2 separate regions of the Mus musculus genome follow, and region 2 is linked to region 1. Evidence: chromatin contacts called from ENCODE POLR2A ChIA-PET data. All regions are on one chromosome and are shown on one strand. The core of a region is the stretch at or near the end of the contact, and the rest is flanking DNA. Distances in the headings are between cores, read along the strand shown.

Region 1 (6,421 bases), core at 1,995-4,494:
GGGCTTTGTTCCTGGGAGGAGCTGCTGGTTCAATACAGGAGAATTGGGAAAGGGCAGAGCCAGACAGCATGTGGGACAGCCTGGGGAGTACTGAGGGAGGAGGGTACCTGCTGCATTGTCCATGTTCTCGCACAGGTCTGCCAGCAGCTCTAGTGCGCCTTCACGCTCCTGCTGGTCAGTGGCCAGCTCAGCTTCGCCAGCCATTGCGGGTGTGGCCTGGGACAGGACCCGGAGGCAGTTCTTCATCTGCTCCACCTCCTCTCGCTGGCCCCGGAAGGCGGCCGACATGGCTTCCTGCAGCCATTGGCGTCTCTAGGGAAGAAGGGAGAAGGATGGGGGTAGAAGATGTCTCTCAGTGACTGCCCAGGGAGTGACACTAATAGGACAGCCAAATGCAAGGACTGATGGCTCTTTCCATCAACAAGTATCTAGGAGACATCTTGGGGGAAGCACAGGAGTCTCTCATTCTATAGTGCAGTCTGGCTTCCCGCTCACAGCAGCCTTCCTGCCTCAGACTCCCAAGTGCTGGGATTAACAAGCAAGAGCCACCACACTCAGATGTTTACACAGTTTTTACTCATAACTTCTTTTCTAGGTTCTAGGGAGTCAGTCCTGAGACAGACTGATTAGAGAAAAAAAAGTGTTGTTCAGGGTGTGTGCAAGACAAACACAGAGAGAAGCTAGAGGGAAAAAACAAACAAAACAAAACATGTAGTGTGACAGGAGATGGCAATATGACAAGTGCTATAGGGTAAGTAAGATTAAGCACAATGGAGGATCATGGGAGTGGAGGTTGGCCTGTAGAACTTAAACGGGGTCATCTTGGAGGGTCAGATGTCAGCAATGAAATAGGCCAGGGAATAGCCAAGCATATACTAGGAAGAATATTCAAGACAGAGGCAATCACCAGCAAGCCAAGGTGGCTGAAGCAAGGTTAAGTGAGGGAAGAAAAAAGTTGAGGAGAGAGAAACACCCCAGGAAAGGAGCAAGTTGGATCTTACAAACAGATGCAAAGGCCTAGATTCTGCTCTGAATGAAGTGGGTGGAGCTGGGAAGGGAGTTCTCCCGAGGAGAGGCAGAGAGGTGGACTGAGAAGCATAGGAGCAGGGAAAGAGCGCTTACTAGGATTCTAAGTAGTCCATGCAAGAGAAAAGTTTATGGAGCAGGTTTCGGTGGCACATGCTTATAATCCCAGCACGGGGTGGGATGGAGGCAGAAGCAAGTTCAAGAACAACCTCATCTGTGTATCAGTGTGAAATATGGCCAGATCCTGGACTCTGAAGAGAGAACCAACTGTTGAGCTAAGGGAGGAGGGGAGAAAGAGGAGTCAGGCTGATACAGGGGTTCTGTCCTCAGCAACAAGTCCCGCCCATTTCCCAAAAGATGTCAGGTTTGAGGATCAGCTATACAACCGGAGGCTGTGGTGAGCTGGATGGTTCTGTATTGTGACAAAAGTCCTGAGAACTACATGAGGTTTGAATAGTATCCCTGGTCTGCACTTGCTACCAAGTTGGAACAAGAAGGGCTCTCCAGCCATGCCAACTGTCGTCTGGAGAAATTAAAAAAAAAAAAAAAAAAGCCAGAAAAGATAGAGAATGAGGAGAACAAGAGATAACAAAAGAAAGGAGTCCAGAGGAAGACCAGAAACTACACTGTCCCCAAAAGGGCGCTTCAGGAGGACTGAAATGGCTACCATATATCTGTAAGTCCAAGACTTTGGAGGTGGGGCAGGAAGGTCAGGAGGGTAAGGTCATTAAGGCTAGCGTGGTCTGTTTGAGACCGCAATCTCAAAACAGGAAAGAAAAGGGGAAGAAGCTGTAAGGCTTTGAAATCACGCTCCTGGACAAATTTGGGCAAACTATCTCATTGCTCTATGCCTATTTCCACCTTGGCACAACATGACACAACATGTATAAATTATTCTGTAACTTAACTGAATTACTACAATATTCTATGTATCGTAAATGTCAATTAAAAAAAGTTACATGAAAAATTCCTATCAACCTTTAAGACAATTCTGTAAGGTTTTATTATAGCTATTCCAAATTCATTGATTAAAAAAAAAAAATCAGAGGCAAAGAAAGGATGTGAATTGCCCAACCAAGGTCATGGCTGGCAACTGGCAAAACCCAACTACGTTGTGTACGAGTCAGTATAGACTGGAACATCAGAATTGCCTGATAAGACACTATCATTACTATTATCACCATCAATTCAAAAATGAACGAACACTTGAGGATTCGAAAGATTAAATAATATACCCAAGGTCACACTTGTGGAGACAAAGCTGAATCTAGTTCTGCCTGGGTCTAGAGAACCCAGCTTGCTTTTAGACTTTTCACTCATCATGAGACTTCCCAATACAAGGCTGCGATCGGACACTTTACAGCTGACCTTCACCCTATCATGATGCCACATTTAGACTCTAGCTCACCACCCAGGAAGACAACAGCTTGTAGCTCACTAAGCCACTCTCCCCAAGACACTTAGATCCTCAGGACCCTCACCCAACCTTCTTAGGTCCTCATACTTTACCTCCTCGCTCATGGGTTCTGGAGGGGGGTCTGGCTCCTGAGAACCCGCAGTAATAGCCATCTGCAGCAGGCCTTGGAGGTTCCGTGGAGGCCGGGGGTTGCCTGAGCCCCCCGCCGAGGAACCACTGCCCCCTGACGAGCAACCCTGAGAGGCCGGAGGCAACGCAAGAGGGAGGCGACTGCCCCCTGAGCCTTTGTCTGCCATGGACTTTCTGTGAAGGAAGAATGTGTTTAAAGGAAATTGATGGTCACCGCTGAGGCAGCAATGGTGTCCGGATGGGTCGACTCTTGAAGGTCTGCTGAGAAGGTGGAGTTTTGAAGGTGTTAGGAGTCTTCTCATGATCCCAAACCATTCTGCCTGCAACCACCTTAACCATAGCCCCCTTTCCTTCCTTCATACTAACAGGACCCTTGCCCAAATCCAGATGTCCCTCCTTGCTCCCTAGCAACAGGCCCCACCTACTCCCTGGCAACGAGCCCCCCCAAGCTCCCCAGCTTGCGTCCTCGTCTCTTAGCAACCCCACTGCCCCGCCTCCATGGCAACAAGCCTTCGCTCAGTCTCCTTAGCAACAATTCTCCTCCCGTGTCTTTGAAGAGGGGCGCCCCAATGGGGCTGATCTCACCTTGCCGGGTCTAGAGCTGCCACCACGCCTAAAGATAGACTAGGCTGCACCTGACTCTACTGGGCGCCGCCATCTTTACCGGAAATACGCAGTTCTCACACGGAAGTGCCTCACCCCAAGCTGTTTGCCCAGTTCTAAGCAGCACCTCTTAGCGGATGCGGCACTTAGCTCCGCCTCTGTCGACTAGGCCCCCACCACTTTCTCTTTGTCACGCCCCTACATTTCGCGCTTTTGTTATAAGCCCCGCCCCCTAGCTCCTCTGTTTATCTTAGCAAACAAGGGACTTTCATGGCGAACTCCTCCCCTCCCAGGCATAGGCCCCGCCTATGCCCATATTCCCCGCCTCTTTTCTAGGCCTTTCGGCCTGTCCCAGTCAAGTCCCGCCTCTTAGTACCTGGAACTTCAGCTTGTCCTGTTCGGCCACGCCCCTGCGTAGGCCACGCCCCTTCTCTGCTGCTGCTGCTGCTGCTGCTGCTGCTGCTGCTGCTCAGACGGTTTTGTTCCTCACTCAACTGATTTTAACTGCATTTGCTCCTAGAGTCTCGGGATATCTCCCCTAATATCCCACCTTTGTAACCTGAGACTCGGGCTCACTTTTTTCTAGGCCTCAGTTTCCCCATTTATTACCGGTTTCAGTGTGGAATACTCTGTGTGAGTTGTGTGTCTTCATGTGACTATGCATGGTGTGTGGGAAGTCCCATGTCAACATCAGCTGTCTTCCACCTTCGATCTTCCAATCATTTTAAAAATATTTTTAGAGTTACTTATTTATTTATTTATTTATTTATTTATTTATTTATTGGGTTTTTCGAGACAGGGTTTCTCTGTGTAGTCCTGGCTGTCCTGAAACTCACTTTGTAGACCAGGCTGGCCTCGAACTCAGAAATCTGCCTGCCTCTGTCTCCCGAGTGCTGGGATTAAAGGTGTGGGCCACCACTGCCCGGCTAGATTTTATTTTTAAAGATTGTTTTTAATTATGTAGTAGGGGAGGAGGCAGATGCCTGTAAATGCAGGTTTCTATGGGGCCAGAGACAAAGGACAAACTAAAGCTGTAGTTACAGGCAGTTATGAGACAACCAATATATATATATATATGGGTGCTAGGAACCAAGCTCAGGCTCTTTGCAAGAACAGTAAGTACTCTTAATGACAAGCTATCTCTTCAGCCTCTTAAATTATTGTTGTTCTTTTAATTTTTTTGTAGACTTACCTATTTACTTGTGTACAAATAGTTTGTGGTTGGTTAGTTTTTGTTTTGTTTTTTGAGACAGTGTTTTACGGTATAGCCTTGGCTGTCCTGGAAGTTACTCTGTAGACCATGCTGTCCTCAAACTCACAGAGATCCACTTTCCTCTGCCACCTGAGTGCTGGGATTAAAGGCGTGTGCCACCACTGACCCTGAACATTTTGCCTGCATGTATGTGCGTGCACTGTATGCTTGCTTGATGGATTGCCAGGAACTGGAGTTACAGATGGTTGTGAGCCATCATAATTGGGTGCTAGGAGTTGAACCTGAGTCTTCAGCAAGAGCAATAAAGCAACAAGAGTTCCTAATCATTGAAATATCTCTCATTGAACTCTCTCTCCGTCCCACCCCACCCCTCTTTTGTTTTTTGTTTTGGAGATGGTTCCTTATTTTGGTGTTTTGTTTTGGGGAGGCTCTCAGTATGTAGCCTGGGCAGGCCTGCAGAACGATGTGAGCAGGTTGCCCTACAACTCATAAATATTCACACGCCTTAAAAGTAGGTACACTCAGGGATGGCGAGATGGCTCAGCGGGTAAGAGCACTGACTGCTCTTCCAGAGGTCCTGAGTTCAAATCCCAGCAACCACATGGTGGCTCACAACCACCCGTAATGAGATTTGACACCTTATTCTGGTGCGTCTGAAGACAGCTACAGTGTACATGTGTATAATAATAAATAAATATTTTTTAAAAGTATGCACACTCACCCTGCTCCGTTTTATTCATTTTTATTTTGTGTATGAGTATTTTACCTACTTGTGTATATATACACACCTTATGTACCTGCTTGGTGCCCTTGTGGGCCAGAAGATAAGGTTTGTTCCCTGTAACTCTTACTATTGCTGTTAACAAATATCTTGTTTTTAATTTTGTTTTGATATGGGTTTCTCTGTGTAACCCTGGCTGTCCTGGAACTCATTATGTAGACCAGGCTGGAATCAAACTCAGAGATCTACCTGTGTCTGCCTCCCAAGTGCTAGGATTAAAGGTATTTGCCACCATTGCCTGGCTTGATTTTTGTATTTAAAAAGAAATTATTTATTTTTATTAGTACTCTGTCTGCATATACATCTGCATGACAGAAGAGGGCATCAGATCTTGTTATAGATAGTAGTTGTGAGCCACCATGTGGTTGCTGGGAATTGAACTCTGGACCTCTCGAAGAGCAGTCAGTGCGGTTTGTTTGTTTGTTTGTTTGTTTTGTTGTTTGGGGGGTTTGTTTGTTTGTTCGACACAGGGTTTCTCTGTGTAACCCTGGCTGTCCTCTAGACCAGGCTGGCCTTGAACTCAGAAATCCGCCTGCCTCTGCCTCCCAAGTGCTGGGATTAAAAGCGTGCACCACCACTGTCTGGCTGCAGGCGATGCTCTTCACTGCTGAGCAATCTCACCTGATCCAGACTCTTTATGTATGTGTATATGTGTAGGCCAGAAGAGGGTTTTGTATTCCTTGGAGCTGGAGTTACCAGTAATTGAGAACTTCCTGACATGGGTTCTGGCAACAGAACTTGGGTCCTCTGAAAGAATAGAACTCAATTGCTAAGCCATCTCTCCAGCCTTACCTTTTATTTTTATCTATTTTTTATAGATAGGGTCTGTCACTGACCCTGGAGCTTGCCCGTTAGATTATGCCAGCTGGCTATTGAATCCCAGAGAATCTTCCTGTTTCCACTTCTCTATAACCATGTACTACTACACCTACCCTGTGGGTGCTGAGACTCAAACTCAGGTCCCTTATCATGTGCAACAAATATTTTACTAACTAAGTCATTTCCCTAACCCTATTCTCTAGGTTTTCTTGTTTTGTTTTGTTTTTGTTTTTCGAGACAGGGTTTCTCTCTACAGCCCTGGCTGTCCTGGAACTCACTCTGTAGACCAGGCTGGCCTCGAACTCAGAAATCTGCCTGTCTCTGCCTCCCGAGTGCTGGGATTAAAGGCGTGCGCCACCACGCCCGGCCTCTCTAGGTTTTTAAAAAGGATCTCTGTAGCCCAGGCTGGTCTTGAACTTGCTATATATCTGGT
Region 2 (5,537 bases), core at 35-2,534, 180 kb before region 1:
GGGGAGGCAGAGGCAGAGGCAGAGGCAGGCGGATTTCTTAGTTGGAGGCCAGTCTGGTCTACAGTGAGTTCCCAGCCAGGGCTATACAGAGAAACCCTGTCTCGAAAAAAAGAAGAAGAAGGAGGAGGAGGAGGAGGAGGAGGGCAGAGACATAAGGACCTGCATTTGAGGATGGCCTGGGCTACATAGCAAGACCTTGTCTAAAGGAAAAACAACAAAACAAAAGGAAAAGTGGTCCAGCTCCTCGAAGAGCAAATGCCTACAAGTTTCCAGGAAGGCAAACAATGTAAACAGAGAAAGAGAGTTGAGGAGAAACTTCTATAAGAGGTGACAAGCTCCCCAAATTGGGGGGGGGGGGGATGAATTGATAATGTAATTAAGGACATGGGATTGTAGGTAAGAGAAAAGATTAAAAAAAAAAAAAAAAGCAAAGGATGACGCGACAGAGGAAATGCCTTTTCAAGGAAACAACGTGGTACACTGTCCTGAGGCCACAACGTACAGCACAAGTCACGGGAAGAAGAGGAAGGCACAAACAGGATGGACCTTCAAAGAAGTGACACTGAAGGACCTGGGCCTAAAGAGGGTCAAGTCAGAGTGCAGGAGAACGAAACCACAGGCCTGGGTCAGGAAAGACTTCAGCACAGTCAAACAAGTACCAGCTAGGAAAGGAGGAACCCGGCCAGCATAGGCACGGAAGTAAGCGATGCTGCAAAAAATGCACGGGAGAGAGATGACAGCACGAATGACAGAGAAGAGGCGGCCACAGAGCAGGCGGGATCCTCAGCGATGGCACAGTCGAGGGGAGGTGGATCAGGGCCGAGGAGGGAGGATGCCCGAGTGGCGAAGACGCGGGGCGGGGGCGCTGACCTGGTGCAGGGCGCTGATGCCATCCGCGTTGGTGGAGTCGAGCACGGCACGGGCAGGCGGAGGGACGGCGGGGTCGGACGCAGCGCCGGAGCCGGGACCGGGATCCGCTGCGCGCAGCATCAGGCGAGCCTCGTCCAGATCGCCCCCCGCGCAGGCCGCCAGGAACTCAGCGGCGCGCTCGAAGCGGACCGTGCGGGCTCGCCGCTCCCCGGGGCCCGGGTCGGCGCCCGCCCGAGCCCCCCACTGCCGCAGCTGCTCCTGCCGCCGCTCACGGGCGGCCGCAGCAGCCGCCGCCGCCCCCGGGCCCGCTGCCGGACCATCCTCGCCGGACATCGCGCCGGCCGCTCGCCCGCCTACTAAGCGAGCGAGCGAGCACCGGGCGACGAACAGCCGCCACCCGCCCGCCCCGGGGGCCGCCGGGAACCGCCGCGCGACAAGCACCGCCCAGAAGCTCGCCCAGCCCCCGCTCGGTATATTGACGTCACGGCGCCGACCCAAAGCCCTCTGGGTAACCGAGTCCCGCCTGAGACTTGCGTAGCTATCGCTGGGGGCAAGGGCCTAAAAAGAAGCCCCTCGTAGCGAGCTGGGAAGTGGAGTTTCTCCCCATTGAGGAGCCTTGCATAACTTGAGCAGATAGGTTAGAGAATGAGGCAGCCGGCAGGCCGGCAGAAGTGCTGGGAAATGGGTTCTACAAGCGGAAGTCTTCGCTAGACTCGCTATATATCCTGAGGCACGTTTAGAAATCCGGAGCTGGAAGGGGTCGAACGAAAAACTCAAAAGGCACGCCCTCAATCCCAGCACTTGGGAGGCAGTGAGTTCGAGGCCAGTCTGGTCTGATCCTGGTCCTGAGTTCCAGGACAGCCAGAGCTACACAGAGAAACCCTCTCTCGAAAAAACAAGCAAAAAGAGAACTGCCTAAAGGAGGACATGTCCCTAGGGAGTGCTGGGAATCTGGGTAGAGCGGCCGGACAGGCTACTGGGGCATGCTGGGAAATGTAGTGTACTTTGTAAAGTGACTACCCCAAGGCGCATGGGAAATGATAGCGGATAGCGGATCCTGAGAGATAGAAATAAATTTTGCATACTTTTTACGATTTGTTTTGAGATAGGATGGCGCTCGAACTCATTAATAATGCCCTTGAACTTCTGATCTTCCTGTCTCCATCTCCTAATTGCTGGGATTACAGGAGTCTGTTTGTTTGTGTGTGTGTGTGTGTGGGGGGGGGGTTATTTTTGTTTTGAGACAGGGTCTCAGTATGTAGCCCTGCCTGGTTTGAAGCTCACTATGCAGACAGAATGGCCTCGAACTCACAAAACTCCGCCTCCTCCTGCCTCTGGAGTGATGAAATTAAAGGAGTGCCACCATGCCGTACTTGTTTTGGTTTTGAATCTGTCCCTCTCCCATCGGCTATAAGTAAACTCGATTTGTTTTCTTTGAGACCCTCTTAGTCCTAATGACTAGAACTAAGCCTGAGAGTAGGCAATAAAAAATATTTCGAATGAATGAATGAATGGGCTCCCTAAGGCATCAGGTAGACCAAGGGCCGACGGGAAATTGAGTTCTCAAACAAGATTAAAGCTTGTCACCGCCAAACTCATCTTTTAACATGGCGATAAAGTTCCCGAGCAAAGTTCAAGGAAATCAGATAACATAGGGCAAGCTGGGAAATGTAGTCTCAAGGCCACGCCTCCAAAGGGTTCAGCTCCAGACTTCCAAATATGTCTCAGAATGCAAGGTACCTAAGAAGTCAGTTTCCAGACCAAGAACGAGCCCACGTTTTCTAGTGGTAATAATTCCCTGAGCATACCAGAAAGAGGGCCCTCAAACATGACCAAAATAACCACATACTTTTCTTCAGCCCACCTGGGGCTGCAAAAGACACTAGGAATTATAATTCAGATTGTATCATGCTCTCTGGGCCTGATTTTGTTGTTCGGTTCTTTTTTTTCCTCCCCCCACCCCCTTTCGCTCCGGCCCTGCTCTCTCCAGCCCATAGGTTTTTTGTTTGTTTGTGTTTTGTTTTTGTTTTCTCATTAAGGAAGGTTGTGAGCCACTCAGTGGTTGCTGGGATTTGAACTCATGACCTCCGGAAGAGCAGCTAGTGCTCTTAACTGCTGAGCCACCCCCTGGCATGACTTTGTAAGTCTAAAATGTGATGTTCCACTAGGTTTGAAAGTTTTTCCAACAGATAAGAACACCTAATAAACACCTGATAAAAATAATGTGATATTTCACATTATCTCCCCTAAAAATCCAATTTGAGAAGGATAAAAAAAACATTTTGAAACAGGAACACAGACCTACCAAAGTCTTAACAGAAAGCTGTCAAAATTTGCATAGGGAAAACAAACGTTTTTCCTAAGGGGAACTAAAGCAGCCCACCCACTCCATAATCTTTGGATTTATGCAGAGAAATAAGCCATAAAAAGCTCGAGTCCTGGGAAACAATGGTCATAAATCCAAAAGGATAACCCTGATATGAGATACGTGAACCCTACCCCACACCACACACACACACACACACACACACACACACCCACCCTTCTTCCCCAAGGCAAGAAGTCCATCCTTGGGACCCACAAGGAAGGAGAGCACTGACCAAAAACTATGTTCCGGTTTTGAGTTCCTGAGCACAGCATTCGTGCACACCCTTCTAACCACTGAATGGGAGAGCAGCAAAACTGATGACTGCTAAGCCCTTGCTCCTGCCCCAGAACCACATGTCTTTTGCTAGTCGTTCTAGTCATTGTACATGTATGCTTACGTATGACAACACATGTGGGGGGCAGAGGGCAACTTGCAGAAGTTACTTCTTCCTTCCATGTGGGTTGTGGTCTAATCCAACCCAGGTCACGATGCTTGGCAGGATCCACATCTACCTGCTGGGCTGTGTCCTGGGCCCTAGGATCACAGCTTATAAATCTATTCCTCTATCAGCCCTGTCTGTCTGTCTGTCTGTCTGATGAGACAGGGTTTCTTGGTGTAGCTTGGTGTAGCCCTTGATGCCCTGAAACTCGCTCTGTAGACCATGCTGGCCTCAAATTCATGAGATATGCCTGTGTCTGTCTCCCGAGTGCTGGGATTAAAGGCATATGCCACTACCACCTGTATTGTCTTTATTTCTCATATAGGATGGTCTTGAACTCACTGTGTGGCCAAGGAATGACCTTGAAACCCCGAGCCTCCTGTGTCTACCTCCCCGGTGCTGGGATTACTGTCACTCGCCATCGTATCTAGTTTAAGCAGAACTGGAGATTTACCCCAGGGTCTCATGAGCTCTAGACAAGTTGTACTCCCAGTCATGAACTTGAACTCTCTTTAATGACAGTTGATGGCTCTCCCAGGCAGTATGGAGATGTCGATCAACCCACATAATAACAACCCTGAAGAACTTAAGCAGATGCCTGGGGGCACTTTATTTTGAGTTACAGATGGGACACGCTCCAGTGGCTCCTGGGCTCCACACAGCAGGTCATGTCCTGGCAGTCTCACTTCCAGCGGCCTCCAACTCGACCCTTCCCAGCCCCCTTTCGGCTGTGGGAGAAGAAGGTGGTGTCAGGAAGAGGTTCTGAGCCTCCGAGATAAGCTTAGCACAGCATCTTTAAAATTCAGGAAGTCCACCAAATACCCACCCCCACCCAGAGGAAGTCGGGAGCAGAGGCCAGCAGTGCTATTTCTTTTTTGCAGTACTGGGCACTGAGTCAGGGCCTCTCCCATGTTAAGTAAGTACTTTACCACTGAACCACAAACCAGGCCTCTCACTGGGGGATTCTAGGCAGGGGTTTACCTATGAGCCACGCCCCCAGCCCCTCACGGGGAATTCTAGGTAGTGGTTCTACCACTGAGCTACGACCCCCTTTGAGTGCAGCTCTTTCAGATAATGCCCAGTGGTTGGTGGGAGTTGACTTTCTTGGTTAGTTCACAGATAACTCATGCAAATTTATGTGAAAGGGGCTTGAGCGTGAAAGAAGGGTTAGCTAGAGGTGGTGACATGCATCAGGGCTCAAGAGGGCTGGAAGAGTACAGAAAAGGCTAGAACAAGAAAGAGACTGAGCAGGAAGCCTGGACATGGTGGGGAACACCAGTGATGTCAGCCCTGAAGAGGATGAAGCAGGAGCATCAGGAAATGTTTGAGGACAACCTGGCCTACATACGTGTGTGTGTGTGTGTGTGTGTGTGTGTGTGTGTGTGTGTGTAATCCCCCAGTGAGAGGCCTAGTTTGTGGTTCAGTGGTAGAGTACTTACTTAACATGGGAGAGGCCCTGACTCAGTGCCCAGTACTGCATACATACATAGATATTCATATATGTATACATATGTGTGTACACACACACACACACATGTGCCAGGTTTGGAAGATGGAGGCAGGCAAGTGTCAGGAGTTTAAGGGCAGTCTCAAATACCAATGGAGTTCTAGGTCACTCCAACTTACAGGAGACCTTTTCTTTTTTTTGGGGGGGGGTGCGGGTTCGAGACAGGGTTTCTCTGTGTAGCCCTGGCTGTCCTGGAACTCACTTTGTAGACCAGGCTGGTCTCGCACTCAGAAATTCACCTGCCTCTGCCTCCCAAGTGCTGGGATTAAAGGCGTGCGCCACCACCCCACGGGGAGACCTTGTCTTAATAAGAAAAAATAGAGAGAAGGAAAACTGGCAGAAGAGGGAGGGAC

Evidence for each region. ChIA-PET counts read pairs that join two places held with the same protein, here RNA polymerase II (POLR2A).
Region 2: POLR2A ChIA-PET joins it to region 1 with 12 read pairs in embryonic stem cell. The contact joins the promoter of Ppp1r12c here to the promoter of Hspbp1 in region 1. POLR2A ChIA-PET finds 5 or more read pairs at or near these places in 3 of 5 experiments (Patski and embryonic stem cell).

What each region holds. Positions count from the first base shown.
Region 1 is chr7:4,681,737-4,688,157 of GRCm38, forward strand. It overlaps Hspbp1 (HSPA (heat shock 70kDa) binding protein, cytoplasmic cochaperone 1), which reads right to left and starts at 3,245. Exons shown (of 8, transcript NM_001360629.1): 1 at 3,158-3,245; 2 at 2,536-2,830; 3 at 108-312. The coding sequence starts at 2,739.
Region 2 is chr7:4,500,396-4,505,932 of GRCm38, forward strand. Ppp1r12c (protein phosphatase 1, regulatory subunit 12C) reads right to left here and starts at 1,285. Exons shown (of 22, transcript NM_029834.3): 1 at 871-1,285. The coding sequence starts at 1,203. Tnnt1 (troponin T1, skeletal, slow) reads right to left here. Exons shown (of 14, transcript NM_001277903.1): 14 at 4,175-4,405. The coding sequence ends at 4,360.